2 separate regions of the Homo sapiens genome follow, and region 1 is linked to region 2. The links are chromatin loops, found by intact Hi-C in ENCODE. Cell type or tissue: K562. All regions are shown on one strand. Links, peaks and the distances in the headings refer to the core of each region. The heading gives the core; the rest is flanking DNA. Region 1 has its middle 12 kb from the start of LINC02926. Region 2 overlaps PRDX2 (peroxiredoxin 2).

The links. Hi-C counts contacts between places; a loop is a spot of excess contacts. Peaks named below come from ENCODE experiments on the same cell type or tissue, not always from the same donor. Only the 100,000 strongest peaks of a DNase experiment are listed, where the experiment ranks them.
Region 1: a loop joins it to region 2, with 4 times the contacts of the local background. A loop is called at or near these places in 3 of 110 quality-filtered maps.

Annotation. Positions count from the first base shown.
Region 1 is chr19:12,562,764-12,565,669 of GRCh38, reverse strand. No RefSeq gene overlaps it. Among named protein-coding and RNA genes, the nearest start is that of LINC02926, 12 kb to the right of the region's middle. In K562, for the core only: a CTCF peak has its summit at 1,422 (motif pointing left); a DNase peak (open chromatin) is centred at 1,419.
Region 2 is chr19:12,794,939-12,797,844 of GRCh38, reverse strand. PRDX2 (peroxiredoxin 2) reads left to right here. Exons shown (of 6, transcript NM_005809.6): 6 at 679-1,022. The coding sequence ends at 764. Among named protein-coding and RNA genes, the nearest start is that of JUNB, 4.9 kb to the right of the region's middle. RefSeq lists an enhancer at 1,217-1,626. In K562, for the core only: a CTCF peak has its summit at 1,130 (motif pointing right); DNase peaks (open chromatin) are centred at 1,124 and 1,498; H3K4me3 peaks cover 245 bases.

The sequences.
Region 1 (2,906 bases), core at 167-2,666, 230 kb after region 2:
TTTTTTTTTAAAGACAGAGTTTCGCTGGGCACGGTGGCTCACGCCTGTAATCCCAGCACTTTGGGAGTCTGAGGCAGGTGGATCACAAGGTCAAGAGATCGAGACCATCCTGGCCAACATGGTGAAACCCCATCTCTACTAAGAATACAAAAAAGTAGCTAGGCGTGGTGGCACACACCTGTAGTCCCAGCTACTCAGGAGGCTGAGGCAGGAGAATCGCTTGAACCCAGGAGGCGGAGGTTGCAGAGAGCTGAGATCACGCCACTGCACTCCAGCCTGGCAACAGAGCGAGGTTCCTTTAAAAAAAAAAAAAAAAAAGACAGAGTTTTGCTTTGTTGCCCAGGCTGGAGTGTAATGGCTTGATCTCGGCTCACCGCAACCTCTGCCTCCCAGGCTCAAGCGATTCTCCTGCCTCACCCTCCCAAGTAACTGAGATTACAGGCACCGGCCACCACACCTGGCTAACTTTTTTGTATTTTTAGTAGAGATGGGGTTTCATCATGTTGGCCAGGCTGGTCTTGAACTCCTGACCTCAGTTGATCCACCCGCCTTGGCCTCCCAAAGTACTGGGATTACAGGCGTGAGCCACCACGTCCGGCCAAGACTGGTAATTTTAAATGGAAAAGTATATCACAATTTGGTTGAGTGTAGAAGTAGTGTCAGAATGTTTGAGAGAACATACATTACCACTTATTTGTATATTTATATTTTAGATTTGTAACAACTGGTAAGGACTTCTGAAGAGTTTTATTGATGGAGAGATTTTAAAGGATTAAAGAATAAAATATCGCATTTGTAAATGCCATGTAAAATGTTTAAGTTATTTCAGCACTCCCACTGGGTTAAGTGGGAGCCACAAATGGTTCTGAGCAGGCTGGGCGCGATGGCTCATGCCTGTAATCCCGGCACTTTGGGAGGCCGAGGCGGGTGGATCACTTGAGGTCAGGAGTTCGAGACCAGCCCGACCAACGTGGTGAAACCCCGTCTCTATTAAAAATACAAAAACTAGCTGGGCGTGGTGGCTCACATCTGTAATCCCAGCTATTCGGGAGGCTGAGGCAGGAGAGTTACATGAACCTGGGAGGTGGAGGTTGTAGTAAGCCGAGATTGCACCATTGCACTCCAGTCTGGGCGACAGAGCAAGACTCCGTCCCTCAAAAAAAAAAAATGTTCTGAGCAAAGGAAAGACTGATCTGATTTAGGTTTTGCGTAAATATCCTCCAGCTATGGGCTGCGGGGCGTGTGTCGCTGGGTGGGTGGGTTAGGTGGACAAAACTGGATCCTAGTGCCTATGCGCCCCTTTAAAACGAATAAAAAGACGTAGTTCTCAACCAGGGACGTCCTTGGTGATGCTCTGCTGGTCCTGCAGCCTGAGGGCTTTTTCCAGACGCTTTGACCTGTGCACTTCTGCCCCCACGCGGCCAATGCCTGAACTGCAGCAACGTCCTGCAGACCCAGTTTCCTTTTTTGGTACCAGGCATATGCAGGGCGTGGACAGATCCTACAATGGAACCAGCCAGAGACTGCCCTAGAGAAACTCATATGCCGGGATTTGGATGTTTGTAGGATAACATCATGAGCAGCAGCTTTGCAGGACCACACATGTTCCAGGGAGATTCTCAGAGGAGGGATCTTTGGGCAGTGTCTCCAAAGACCAGTAAGAATATTTCAGGAAGACACAACAAGAAAAAATATTCTAGGCAAAGTGAAAACTGACATTGATACCCCGACCCCAACCCCTCTTAACTGCTACTTCCGACCTGGGTCGTGGAGCTACCATTCAAGCCCTATACCCAATACTCATCTTGAACTACTTAACTACTTATTTATGTATTTATTTATTTATTATTATTATTATTATTTTGAGACGGAGTCTCACTCTGTCACCCAGGCTGGAGTGCAGTAGCGCGATCTCGGCTCACTGCAACCTTCACCTCCCGGGTTCATGTGATTCTCCTGCCTCAGCCTCCCTGGCAGCTGTGATTACAGGTACCTGCCACCATGCCTGGATAATTTTTTTTTTCTTTTTCTGAGACAGAGTTTCACTCTTGTTGCCCAGGCTGGAGTGCAGTAGCATGATCTCGGCTCACTGCAACCTCCACTTCCCGGGTTGAAACAATTCTCCTGCCTCAGCCTCCCGAGTAGCTGGGATTACAGACACGCACCACCACGCCTGGCTAATTTTTGTATTTTTAGTAGAGACAAGAGTTTCACCATGTCGGTCAGCCCAGTCTTGAACTCCTGACCTTGTGATCTGCCCGCCTCGGCCTCCCAAAGTGCTGGGATTACAGGCGTGAGCCACTGCACCTGGCCCCACCTGGGTAATTTTTGTATTTTTAGTAGAGACAGGGTTTCACCATGTTGGCCAGGCTGGTCTTGAATTCCTGACCGCAGGTTATCCACCCACCTTGGCCTCCCAAAGTGCTGGGATTACAGGCATGAGCCACCAAGCCTGACCTACTTATTTCTTCTCACTCCCATCATCCCAATTGCCACCACCCAGGTCTAGACACTCACCTGGGTACCTGTCAAAGTGTCCTCCTTGGTCTCCCAAACTTCAATTCCTAGTCATTCACCTCGGCACCAAAGGGACATTTTTCTCTCTCTTCCCTGCTCACACACCTCCCATGGCTCCCTAGTGCTCTCAAGTGCAAGTCCAAGCTCCTCAGCCTGGCACCTGAAGTCTTGAAGACCCAGTTCTGCCTGTCCCACTATATCATTAGCATGACCAACTAGAAAGACATTAATAAAAAGAATAGCACTACCTCTATTTATTGAGTGCCTACCTGGTGCTAAGACATGTGTCTTGCAGTTTCAAGGTGCACTCACAACAACTTTATTATCTTCGTTTTACAGAAGGGGCTATTGAGGTTTAGAGAACTCAAGGGACTTGTTCAAGGTCCCCG
Region 2 (2,906 bases), core at 185-2,684:
CTGCTAAAAGTACCAAAAAATTAGCAGGGTGTGGTGGCGGGCACTTGTAGTCCCAGCTACTCAGGAGGCTAAGGCAGGAGAATCACTTGAACGCGGGAGGCAGAGGTTGCAATGAGCCGAGATCACGCCATTGCACTCCAGCCTGGGCAACAGAGGAGGACTCTGTCTCAAAAAAAAAAAAAAAAAAAGAAAGAAAGAAAAAAGAAGAAAAGAAAAAGAGAAAATACTGAACTTGGCTAGGCATGGTGGCTCACACCTGTAATCCCAGCACTTTGGGAGGCCAAGACGGGCAGATGACTTGAGGTCAGGAGTTCGAGACAAGCGTGACTAACATGGTCTCTACCAAAAATACAAAAATTAGCCAGGCGTGGTGGTGCACCTCTGTAATTCCAGCTAGGGAGTCTGGGGCATGAGAATCGCTTGAACCCAGGAGGGAGAGGTTGCATGAGCTCAGATCATGCTACTGTACTTCAGCCTGGGCAACAGAGCAAGACTCTGTCTGAAAAAAAAAAAAAAGAAAAAATACTGAACTGGGCTTGGAGGGTTTATCTTAATATCCACATTCCTGGGCCTGGACCACTTGCTTCCAGCATTTTCTTCTGCAACACAGGCCCTTGCTTTGCTTCACCTTGAACCTGGGGCTGTAGCCTTCATGTGCATCCTTGTGTCTTCCCACAGTTTGTCCCGCTGGCTGGAAGCCTGGCAGTGACACGATTAAGCCCAACGTGGATGACAGCAAGGAATATTTCTCCAAACACAATTAGGCTGGCTAACGGATAGTGAGCTTGTGCCCCTGCCTAGGTGCCTGTGCTGGGTGTCCACCTGTGCCCCCACCTGGGTGCCCTATGCTGACCCAGGAAAGGCCAGACCTGCCCCTCCAAACTCCACAGTATGGGACCCTGGAGGGCTAGGCCAAGGCCTTCTCATGCCTCCACCTAGAAGCTGAATAGTGACGCCCTCCCCCAAGCCCACCCAGCCGCACACAGGCCTAGAGGTAACCAATAAAGTATTAGGGAAAGGTGTGAGTCTGTGTTGGTGTGCTCTGTCCTTTCGTCCTCCCCTGCAACCCCCTTCCTTCTTCAGGCTCAGGCTTGGGAAACTGACCCTGTGGTTGCTCATCTTCGCCACACGGTGGCGGTCTTATCACATGCTTAGTGCCTGCTCTTTTCCTGCTTGCGCTCAAGGCGGTTTCGGAGGGGTAGGGTATGCCGTTTGTCCCTTGCAAATCCCAGGATGCCCTACATCCAGAAATCTGGCCATGCAAGGCAAAGCCCACATTTTGTCACCAGCCAGCCTGGGTTCAAATGCCGTTTAAGAGCTGTGATCGTCTCTGGGTCTCTTCAGCAGTAAAATGGGACTGCAAACCCAGATCACCATGCACGTGGTAAAATTTGTAGGAGATAAGTTATGTGAAGCTCGGGGCTGAGGCCCCTGTGTAGGGCCCAGTTCCTAGTTCCTAAGACGGCTTCCTCGAGCTGAAAGGAACCCAGCCCAGTGTAGTCTTATGGGGAAGAGGGTGGGGACCCAGTCTTAAGAGCAGAACCAAGAATGAGAGCCTGAGCTACGTGCAGAGTGCAGAGTCCCTGCTGTGAGCTCTGCCCCACCCCAGGCTGGAAAGGTTGCCTGTCTGCCCCTGGGGTGGGAGGGTGGCAGTTAGGCTAGAAGGCAGGTATTAGCAGCAAGGCAGGGTTCCCAGGGGTGCAGTTTAATATTGTGTGCGTTCAGGAAAGTAGTTTTGCTACTCTATGCCCCAATTTCCTCCTACAGAACAGGGCTAATATGCTCATTTAATCCACAGATCCACTATTAATGCTGGTACCCACCTAATACCCTCTAAGGGTCACTCATCTCCCTTGGAATTTAATCTACACTCCTCCCCAAGGCCCCTGCTCAGTCTCCCTTGACATCTGCCCTGTTGTGGTTCACTCCATTCCAGACAGGCTGGCTTCCTGCTGTTCTTTCACAGGCTCACCTGGCTACATGAATTTTGCCATTTAAGAGCTGCTCCCAAGGCCGGGCGCAGTGGCTCACGCCTGTAATCCCAGCACTTTGGGAGGCCGAGACGGGCGGATCACGAGGTCAGGACATCGAGACCATCCTGGCTAATACAGTGAAACCCCCTCTCTACTAAAAATACAAAAAATTAGCCAGGCATGTTGGCAGGTGCCTGTAGTCCCAGCTACTTGGGAGGCTGAGGCAGGAGAATGGCGTGAACCCGGGAGGCAGAGCTTGCAGTGAGCCGAGATCGTGCCACTGCACTCTAGCCTGGGCAACAGAGCGAGACTCCGTCTCAAAAAAAAAAAAAAAAAAAGCTGCTCCCAGTTGAGCGGGGTGGCTCAGGCCTGTAATCCCAGCACTTTGGGAGGCCCAGGCAGGCGGATCACCTGAGGTCAGGGGTTCGAGACCAGCCTGGCCAACATGGTGAAACCCTGTTTCTACTAAAAATACAAAAATTAGCCTGGCATGGTGATGCACGCCTGTAGACCCAGCTACTTGGGAGGCCAAGCAGGAGAATCGCTTGAATCCTGTGGGTGGAGGTTGCGGTAAACTGAGATCGAGCCACTGCACTCCAGCCTGCCTGGGTGACAGAGGGAGACTCCATCTAAAAAACACAAACAAACAAACAAAAAACTGTTACCTCTGATGCTGTTGTTACCCAGGATTTTCTCAGGACCCCACTTCTTCAAATCTGTTGAAAAGTCATGGCCAGGCACGATGGCTCACGCCTGTAATCCCAGCATTTTGGAGGCCGAGGCTGGCAGATGACCTCAAGTCAGGAGTTCAAGACCAGCCTGGCCAACGTGCTGATACCCAGTCTCTACTAAAGATACAAAATTAGCAGGGCGTGGTGGCAGGCACCTATAATCCTAGCTACTTGGGAGGCTGAGGCAGGAAAATCGCTTGAA